2 separate regions of the Homo sapiens genome follow, and region 1 is linked to region 2. A link is a contact called in ENCODE Hi-C or POLR2A ChIA-PET data. All regions are on one chromosome and are shown on one strand. Each heading gives the region's core, a stretch centred on a gene start or an enhancer-like site at or near the end of the contact. The rest is flanking DNA. Distances are from core to core; before and after follow the strand shown.

Region 1 (4,683 bases), core at 1,869-4,368, 320 kb before region 2:
CATAAGTCATCATGCCCAGTGGGCCCATACTTCTAAGGCCCAGTATAACCTGGCTCTGCCCAGCTCTGTAGCCTGTAATACACGGACTTGTCCTCTCTGCTCCAGCCCCCGGGGTCCTTCCAGTCTCCGAGTCATATGGTGCTCCTCCTGGCTCTGTAAAACCTGCTATCTCTGCCTAGAATGTACTTTCCAGTTCCCTTCGTCTCAACCTGGTTAACTCCTACCCAATCTTCAAGGCTAAAGTCACAGGCCCCCTCTTTGAGAAAGCCTTCTATGCTGCACAGACCAATAGGCTTCCCTGTAACGCTTCCTTTGAGCACCCTCTTTCTCCTCCATAGCCCTCAGCATAACATGCAATTAAATATTCTTTGTGTGTTATACTAATGTCTGTTCTTCCCTCACTAGACTCAGGTCCCTCTAGGCACTGACCATGCCTATCTGGTTCACCATGGTGTCCCCAGCACCAACGGCCTGGCATATAGGGATCCTCTATTCCCTGTTGAGGGAATTTGGTGAGTGAGCTGGAGATTGGTAAGTGGGAGCAGGGAAAGCTGTGAAAGGAACTTGTGCTTATGAAAATGGCCAGGGCAGCATCCTACACATAAACCCCGAGTCTTCCTGAGAGGGACTTCCCAGGGCAAATGTCCACACTGCTCAGAGCCTGAATAGGACTCTCACTGGGTCACAGAACATGCAAACCATGCCCTCAGTACAGTAGACTGAGGGGTGACATGGTCACTGTCCTCCAAGGCCACTTTACCTGGAAGGGCTGTGGGTCACAGCTGTCCTGGGGAGGGAACTGGAGAGCTGTGAACTCAGACTAGTGCAGCAGAAAAAAGTATAAATATTTATATGAGTGGACTATGTATAGTTCAATGCTAACAGATTTGCAAATCTTGGAGAAATGGAATATTGTAAATAAATTAACCAAAATCAATTCAAGAAGTGAAGGCCTTTGAGAAGACCACAAACATGAGCAAAGCTAAGTCATATCTAAAAAAGCTCTGGGCCCAAATGGTTTTATGGTTTTTTTCCAACATTCAAATAATGAGTATGTACTAGCCACACCATATAAACCAATGCCACGTTAACTTCCAGTTGTGGCTGGGGCTCTCAAAGTGTGGTTGCTTCTCAAACAAGCAACCTTGGCATCACCAGGGAACTTACTAGAAATGCAAGCTCTCAGCCTCACCACAGACCTAGAGAATCAGATACTTGGGGGCTGGGCCCAGCCCTCTGTGCTGTAACAAGCCCTCTGAGCTAAATAATGTAAAGTCTGAGAACTCCTGGGGCTAACGGAACATCTCTACTTTAGTGGTTTGGATTTCTCATCCGTCCTTACCCAGATATGGCTAATTCTAATTCTGCCTCACACAGCTCTGTGTCCAGATCTTTGCATTTTTATATTGGGCACCTTATTATTAATCAAAGAATTTTCAGTCCATTTATCTGCAATTTCTCAACTTCTTGTTTTGAAAATTAGGGTCCTTACCAAATGATTTTTTTAAATTATCAACTAATAGATCCTCATTATCAAAACCAGAAAATGCATATAAGTATAAACAAAAAAATATGATAGCACATGATTCTATCTCCCAAAGATAATCTATGTCATTATTTTGGTATGCACACTTCCAGACCTTTTTCTTATGCATAGATAACATTTCTTTCCATCACAAAAAAAGCAATGAGCTTGTATAAACTGCATGGTAACTTGCGTTTTTCATTTCATAATATATCATGGATGATTTTCCTTGTTAATCAATAAACTTTTATTACATTTTTCTCAAAGTCCTCACTGTGTAATTTTCTAAACTAGCCTCCTATTGTTAGGATATTTCATATTGATTAAATGAGTTCATACTGGGAAAGTACTGAGGACAGTGTCTGGCATCTGGTAATTGCTATATAAATAATTGGCTTCAAAATGTGTTAGTAAAAAAGCAACAAAAATATAGAAGAAAATGGCAAATCCACACTCTTCATGGGAGACTTTTTAACACACACTTTTGGAAAACTCCAAATCAAGTACACAAAAAATAGGGAAAGCTATGAGGACTGGAATAGCACAATCAAAAAGCTGAAGGTAGCTAGGTGGAGATGGACCTAGGAGAGCCTGTCCATCCTTTGGTAAGTGTCAGGTGCGTGCAGCACCACAGCAGTGAGAACCTCCACACCCTTCACCCAGGTGCCTACTGTCATGCTGCATTCTCTACCAGGGTCCTCTCCTGACCAGGGCTCATGGCTAACCCAAGAAACCCTTCACAGCCTGCTGTCTGCCCTCCCCACATCCTGGCCCTCAGGCTGCAGCAAAGCTCTGCTGCTCTGAAACTCAAACCTGCCCTTTTAACTAAACCTTCATCATGGCTGCGGTTACTTGGGCCCCCAGGTCGCTGGAGGATGGGACCACCTGACTCAGCCCAGTATCCTCCTGGCCCCAGCTGCAGCCACAGTGGCCTGCAGGCTCCTGGGAGGGGTCCGCTCCCTCCTCGGGAGCCTTGGTAGCTGGGCTGCGGTCTGCCCTTGAGGTCCCTGCCCCCTCCACCTGGCAGGGCTGACTCCCACTCCCTTCAGACCCTCCTCCTGGAGTCATTGTCCCCTGACTTCAGACAAGTAGGTCAATTACACGCCCTGCCCCTCTCCTGGCCAGAGGGCAACACAGTGTGGTGAGTACCTTTGTTGCTGGGATTAAACAGACGGCTGGATTGACCCCATCAGCTTCTCGTGTAAGACAGAGGTGGACCTTTGACAGGGAACCTGATCCCCTCGTCTTCCTGAGCCACACCAGTGGCCTTGCCCCACCCCCTCACATGACAGTGTTTGGCTCCACCCCCTCACGTAAGGGCACCAAGTGTGGGGCCTCAGAACTGCTTCCTGCCCTGGAGCTGCGAGGAGGAGGAGGAGGAGGAGGAGGAGGGGGAGGGGGAGGGGGAGGGGGAGGAGGAGGCGGCTGGTTCATCAGGGCTGGGGCACAGCGCCTGGCTGACCTTGGACCGCGGCGCTGCCGGGACACTGAAGACTGCAGGCTGCCCTCAGGAGCACTTCAGCACTAGAGGGCCTGCTGGGAGAGTCGGGTGTGTGTGTTCGAGATCTCAGGAGAGAGAGCAGCTTTTGTCAGTGGGGTTAGTCTTCTTCCGTTTTTCTTGGATGGGACATCCTGCCTCCCGGACCAAAGCTGACCTTGTTCATCTGCCTCCTTCAGCATCTGGGGTTCCCTAATCAGACCTTCCTGTCCCAGCCCCCGCATGCTCCCTCCCCTCCTGTTTGCTCTCTATCTTACAAACAAACCCAGTCCTCGTTACACACACACACACACACACACACACACACACACACACACACCCCTCTTCCCCACCCTTCCCAGCTGCCACCCCACCTACCCCTTGTCTCCCCCAGAGCAATGTTTCAGGAGAGCATAATTCAGGCTTCCACAGTGAGACTCCCCTACCAGGGAAGGAGACTGGAAGACAAGGGTCAGCTGGTTTGCAGTCTGGTCCTCCACCCATCCCGATCCTGCCTGCTGACACCAGCTCCCAAGTATTTGCCCCTCCTTCACCTAGGAGTGCCTTCCGGGGGTTCCCTTCCACCCACAGCTTCCTGTTCCAGATCCACCATACACAACTGAGGGAGAGAAACAACTTGCAGGGTTGAGGGTGAGTTGCCCTTTTTAAGTTTTCATCATTTACTGCCAAATTGACCTCTGAAGAGATCACGTGAATTTTTGCTCCCACCAGGAAGAGTTCAGCCAGTTTTCCCATTCAGTACTATCAACCTTTTCCATCTTGGCCAACCTTAGTGAAAACTGAGAGTCCTTTCTTTTTGTTTGGTTCTCATTGGTGTCAATTTCATACATGCAATGTAGAATCAAGTAGTATCACAGAACTGATATGAAAAGGAGCTGCCTCCCACCACCCTCCCAACTCTTTTCAGCTAATTATTTGGGTATCTACTTCCATATCTGCAGATAACATGCTAGCACACAGCTTTTAGTCCTAGGCATTATAGAATTTAGCTCATTTTAGAGTTTAGCTCCTTTACACCACCTCAATATGCTTGGACACACCAGGGATTCCACCAATTCCATCCTCCTGAAGCACTCTCACTAGGAACCTTCTGACCTGCTCCATCCCAGACCAGCCTGGCTCACAGCTGTCACCGGGACCCCTTACCTCCCTCCTGCATTGAGTCCCTTGTCTTCCTTTTTCTGGGTTTACCCCCTCATTTTGATGCTGTATATCCTATAGTAGTTTTCCCAGAAAGGAAGGGTACATAAGAGATAAACTTGTGATCCTGCCTATTTTAAAATATATTGATTCTAGCCTCACCCTTAATTTATAATTTTCCTGGGTTCAGAATTCTAAGTTGGAAAATAACTTTCCTTTAGAATTTTGAAGGCACTATTCCATTTTCTTTCAGCTTCTAGGACAGATGTCGAAGTTCAAAATCATTCCAATTCTGATACCTTTGATTTGTTTTATTTGAGGAATGTAAGATTTTCTTTGTACCTACTATTCTCATATTTCACAATAGTATTCATTATGTGGGTCTATTTTCATATATCTACTACACCCTGGGTGGGCTCCATTCACTCTAGAAACATCCTTCAGGTCTGGGAACTTTTCTTGAATCATGTCTTTGATTAACTCGCTCCATTTTCAGTTTTATTTCTGTAACCCCTGTTTT
Region 2 (4,811 bases), core at 2,071-4,570:
CCAGGTGAGAGAGCTGAGGAACAGATGGTTGTGTGTATTATTAGGGAAACTTGAAATTAGGCAGGTGGTGGCAGGTTTCAAGCCACATGTGGGAATTTTTACAATTGTGGGCCAAGTTTACAAAGAATAATAAACAAATTCTTACTTTATTGTGCTCTCCATCTTTGAGGCTGCCTCATGGAATTGCTCTGAAGACAGTTTATACATCTCAGCATTCTACAAGGAGAAAAACAGAATTGGTTACCAAAGACTGAAATTTCCCTCTGCTCTCTAATGGGATGCAACCACATTAGAAATTGACAGATGCTAATTTCTTGACGGGCATCAAAGCCGACTGGTAATTAATCCACACCTTGGGTTCCAGCTCCACCACGCATGGCTGCTGCTACAGAATCCTAGAATAGCAATGGCTGCAAGTGCGTTATGAGATCCTCTAGCTCAGGGGTTGGCAGACCACGATCCACGGGCAAAATCCAGCCTGCCACCTGTTTTTGTGAATAAGGGTTTTACTGGCACACAGCCACGCTCATTAGTTCACATATTGTCTGTGGCTGCTTCTGTGCTACAATGGCAGAGTTGAGGAGCTATGATAGAGACTACATGACCTACAAAGCTTAAAATACTTACTATCTTTAAAGAAAAAAATTTCTCAGTCTTGATCTGGTCCAACCCCTATTTTATAGGTGGACTTTCCTTCCCGGAGAGGTGAAATGACTTCTCCAAAGTCACAGAGCAACGGGGCAGTGTAAGGACTACAACTCAGTTGTCTAGATTCCCAGTCTGGGAAACACTCTGCTGCCTACCCTGACCACCCTACTCATCGGAACAGCAACCATCTGTCCAGATTGTTAAGGGGAGCATCCACAGGCACACACTTAATTTGTCCTGAGATCACCCGGTACATGTGCACCTACAGACCCAGGTTTGTGGAGGGAAGGCCCAGGCCTGGGAGCAAAACACAGCTGGGTCTAAGCCCTGATGCCACCACCGTGTGGCTCTGGGTAGGTTATGGAACTTTGCTGTGCCTCAGAGGCAAGCTGCTCCAGGCCACAAAGGCCCAGGTCCACATCCTCCTTTCTTTGTGAAGCTCCAGCACCTTCGCATGTTCTGAGGGGAGACTGACATTAACGCATCTGCTAGCAGCCTCCTGCCGTGCTCCAGGTGGGAGTGTGGTGAAGCCCACATGTGGACATGTAGGCAGCAGGGAGAAGGCCAGCCTTGGGCTGACTCATGAGGAAGCAGTTTCAGAAATGAAACAACCTGAGGTGGGGCAGGGCCCGTGGTCAGACCTCCCCAGTGCGGGTGAGGAAGGTACAGCAGATGTCACCTGGAGTTGGCTTAAGGTCAGTCCCTTTGCAGACACAACCACATCTACTCCTCAAAGCCTCACATGGGCACTTTGGGAGGCTGAGGTGTGTGGATCACCTGAGGTCAGGAGTTCAAGATCAGCCTGGCCCAAATGGCAAAACCCCATCTCTACTAAAAATACAAAAAAAAAATTAGCTGGGTGTGGTGGCGGGTGCCTGTAATCCCAGCTACTTGGGAGGCTGAGGCATGAGAATCGCTTGAACCCAGGAGGTGGAGGTTACAGTAAGCCGAGATTGTGCCACTGTACTTCAGCCTGGGCGACAAAAGTGAAACTCCGTCTCCCAAAAAAAAAAAAAAAAAAAAAAAAAAAAAAAAAAAAAGGCTCATACGGGCAGCATGATTATCCCCGTTCTACAGATGAGCAAATGGGAGCTTCAGGTCTCAGGTACCTACTGCAGGCACAGATCAGTCAGTCCCTGAAACACGCTTGTGTGGCAGTGAAGGAACTTTAGAGCTGCGTTGCCTTGCACATTTGTAGGACTTCAACTTGGCTCTCTCCGCCCACCAGGCACACAGCTAGCCTGGCTGAAGCTGGGCAGACACGAAGTGAGAGGTGCACAGAGCCACCCAGGGAAAGCACTTCCTGTGCACCACGGACCCCCCTCGGCCTTCTGCAGGGAAGGTAACTGAGGCAGGGATGGACCCCCCACCTCTAAGGCCATAGGGCATGGAAGGCAGGTCCAGATGGAAACCAGGCCCCCCTCTAGTCTTACCCCAAGGACTCCCCTGCTGCATCGTGGCCTCAGAGAAGTGCTGACTGGGAGGTAAATGTGGAAGGTGAGCCCCTGGGGAAGAGCACCTGGCTCATGTGATGAGGAAGAACCACCAGGTGCTGGCATTCTGCCCTGGGCTGGGCCGGGGGAGTCAGGGAGGCCTGGGGGCCACCTCTGGGCCTTTCACCCTCCACTGCCTGGTGAGCTTAGGCAAGTCACCTCGCTGCTCCTCACTTCTGAGCCAAGGAGATAATGGATGCCTCCCTCTACAGCTACTGGGAATGACAGCTGGGAAATGCCAACCCTCCCGGCATACGACAGGCACGAAATAAATACAGGTTCTCCTCCCACCACAGCCAGCTGCTGCCAAAATGCCCAGCAAGGGGGCTCCAGTGTTCTCTCTAGAGCCCTCACATTCAAACGAGAGATTACGTCTTTGCCTCGACCAGTCCAGTATCCACCAGCACTGCCTGTCCTGGGCGAGGCGGTAGGGACAGAGACATAACAACTTTGGGCCTCCCTCCCACTCCATGCAGACGCCCTTCCGCCACAGCCTGGGTGGGAACTGCTTAGCTGTCTGAAGTTCCCCTTCATGAGACCTCATCAGGAGATGGCATGGACCACAGACCCACATTTTGATTTGCGCTTTGGCATATGCTGGCGGTGTTCTTTGGGTAAGTCACTTCTCTCAACAGCAACACAGGGTATCACCCAGCCTGCAGTTGGTGGAGAGACATCTTGGCACACAGCACCCACCTCAGCCCACCACAGCCACTGAATTTTCCAGAGCTAAAATGCACCTCATCCTAAGCCCCGCCCCCCACAATTCATCCTGGCCTACTTCCTTTCCCACAAAACAACCTCATGGCTCAGACCTTCTCTTTGAGCCAAACCCCTCTTCCTGTGGTTGTGCCCACAGGGCTCCTGAGTGTCAGGTCACCATCCTGCAGGCCCAGGCACCTGTTGCCAACCTTCTCAGAGAGCGAATCCTTGGCCCAGATGGGCCCGGCCTGCTGTGGGCTTCAGTAGACACTCAGAGCCTGTGCTCAAGATGCCATACTGCCAGAAACAGCCTGGCCCCGGTGAATTTGGATAGTGCTTGGGTTTGATTGCAAGCTCAGTTTGAACATGTGGTCAACTCGATTTGTCACAGGAAGTACCCACAGGCCAAGAAGTGGCGGTGATTACCCTGCTGCAGCTTCCTCTATTGTTTCTCAGAATGACTCAGAGAAATTCCCCGTCCTGTCCTGTCCTGACCCGCCTACCCCACTCATCTAATCTGCCTAAGCAGACCTACAGGGACGGATGTCCTCACAACCGCAGCTCCCTTGGCACTCGAAGGTCTCCGGCCCACAACTTGGGAATACCAAGCTGGCTTCCTGTGTTCACAAAGCTGCTCATCCACCAGGCCTTTCCAAGGCTGCTGGAGTGGACCCAGACTCCATCTCCTGGGAAGGGCAGGGCACTCTGTGGACTCCTCAACCAATCACCAGGTCAGGGCTTCTAGAAGGACTAGACACTACCAACGTGCACACTGAGAACCCGCCAAGTGCCAGAAGGTTCTGAGACAAGTGTGGCTTGCTCCCTGGCCTCGTGGAGCTCTGAGATGGTGGCATCATAATTACAATGGGGTACTCAGCCAGTCCTCCCAGGTGCTGTGGGGCACCTGAAAGGACAGCCTGGCAGAAACCATGGGTCAGACTGACTTCCTGGGAGCCAATACCTGAACTGAGGCTGAGTTTTTTTTATTTACACTAAACAATGTTTTTGAAAAATACTTACATATGGTTTTAAAAAACAAAAATGGAAAGCATGGAGGGTGTGTGGTGAATACTGAGCCTCTTGGCCAGCCTGGACTCAGCCCTATCCCTACTCCTCTGTGCACCCCGTCCTTGTCAGGGCGAGGTGCTGTGCATGCATGGGCACATGTGTGAGTGAGCACACACATGTGCCCCACTTGTTCCTGACACTCACTTGACTGCAGCAGACACGATCTGCCACACCTCATCTTTCCATTGATCCTCAGAGACCTCACCCACTCCAGCTGACCAGCACTTAGTAGTAGGAATGAATACCCTGTAGTGTCATCCCTTGAGTATCACTCAAGCAGCTCCCCATCCTTGTACAGAGGTTGTTTCTAGTCTTCTACTATTATAAACAAAGCTAAGAGGAACATCTTGGCATCTAGAACTTTGTGTGTATCTGTAGGGAACACTGTATAAGTCAAATTCTTGGGTCAAAGGGTGTATCCATTTTAATGAATTTTAAAGGATGAGCAGAAATGAGCCAAATGAGAGGGAGGTCTCCTGAACACAGGCAGCAGTGCGAGGAGCCTGGGGCTGCCACAGGGCTGTGCATGGGGCAGGAGATGCCACTGTTGCTGCAGAGGCACAGGGCAACGGCCAGGAGGGGACGTGGAGGATGCCAGCTGCAGGCTCAAAAGCTTGGACTGCACCTCATGGGCAATAAGGGTGAAGAAGGCTTTCCTTTTTCAGTGAAGGAGGGGCAGGGAAGATTTGTTTTTTTTGTTTTTTTTTTTTTCCTGAGGCAGGGCCTTGCTCCTGGCTGGAATGCAGTGGTGTGATCATAGCCCGCTGTAACCTCGACCTCTGGGCTCAAGCTATCTCTCCACCTCAGAGCCACCCCAGTAGCTGGGACTACAGGAGTGTGCCATCCTGCCCAGCTAATTTTTGTATTTTTTACAGAGAGGGGGTTTCGCCATGTTGGCCA

The links. A loop is a pair of places that touch in the nucleus more often than their neighbours do. ChIA-PET counts read pairs that join two places held with the same protein, here RNA polymerase II (POLR2A). Pooled maps may share reads with other maps.
Region 1: a loop to region 2 is called in a pooled map, with 3 times the contacts of the local background. The contact joins two enhancer-like sites. A Hi-C loop is called at or near these places in 3 of 50 pooled maps. POLR2A ChIA-PET finds 5 or more read pairs at or near these places in 3 of 52 experiments (CD4-positive, alpha-beta T cell, GM10248 and PC-9).

The regions. Positions count from the first base shown.
Region 1 is chr3:127,225,511-127,230,193 of GRCh38, reverse strand. No RefSeq gene overlaps it. Among named protein-coding and RNA genes, the nearest start is that of PRR23E, 35 kb to the right of the region's middle. RefSeq lists a silencer at 2,787-2,896. Within about 2 kb of position 3,118, at least 2 of the 41 ENCODE cell types and tissues checked have a DNase peak (open chromatin) inside an H3K27ac peak, as active enhancers do.
Region 2 is chr3:126,910,085-126,914,895 of GRCh38, reverse strand. CHCHD6 (coiled-coil-helix-coiled-coil-helix domain containing 6) reads right to left here. Exons shown (of 8, transcript NM_032343.3): 6 at 146-216. Among named protein-coding and RNA genes, the nearest start is that of PLXNA1, 71 kb to the left of the region's middle. RefSeq lists enhancers at 2,942-3,021, 3,162-3,641, 2,574-3,773. Within about 2 kb of position 3,320, at least 17 of the 41 ENCODE cell types and tissues checked have a DNase peak (open chromatin) inside an H3K27ac peak, as active enhancers do.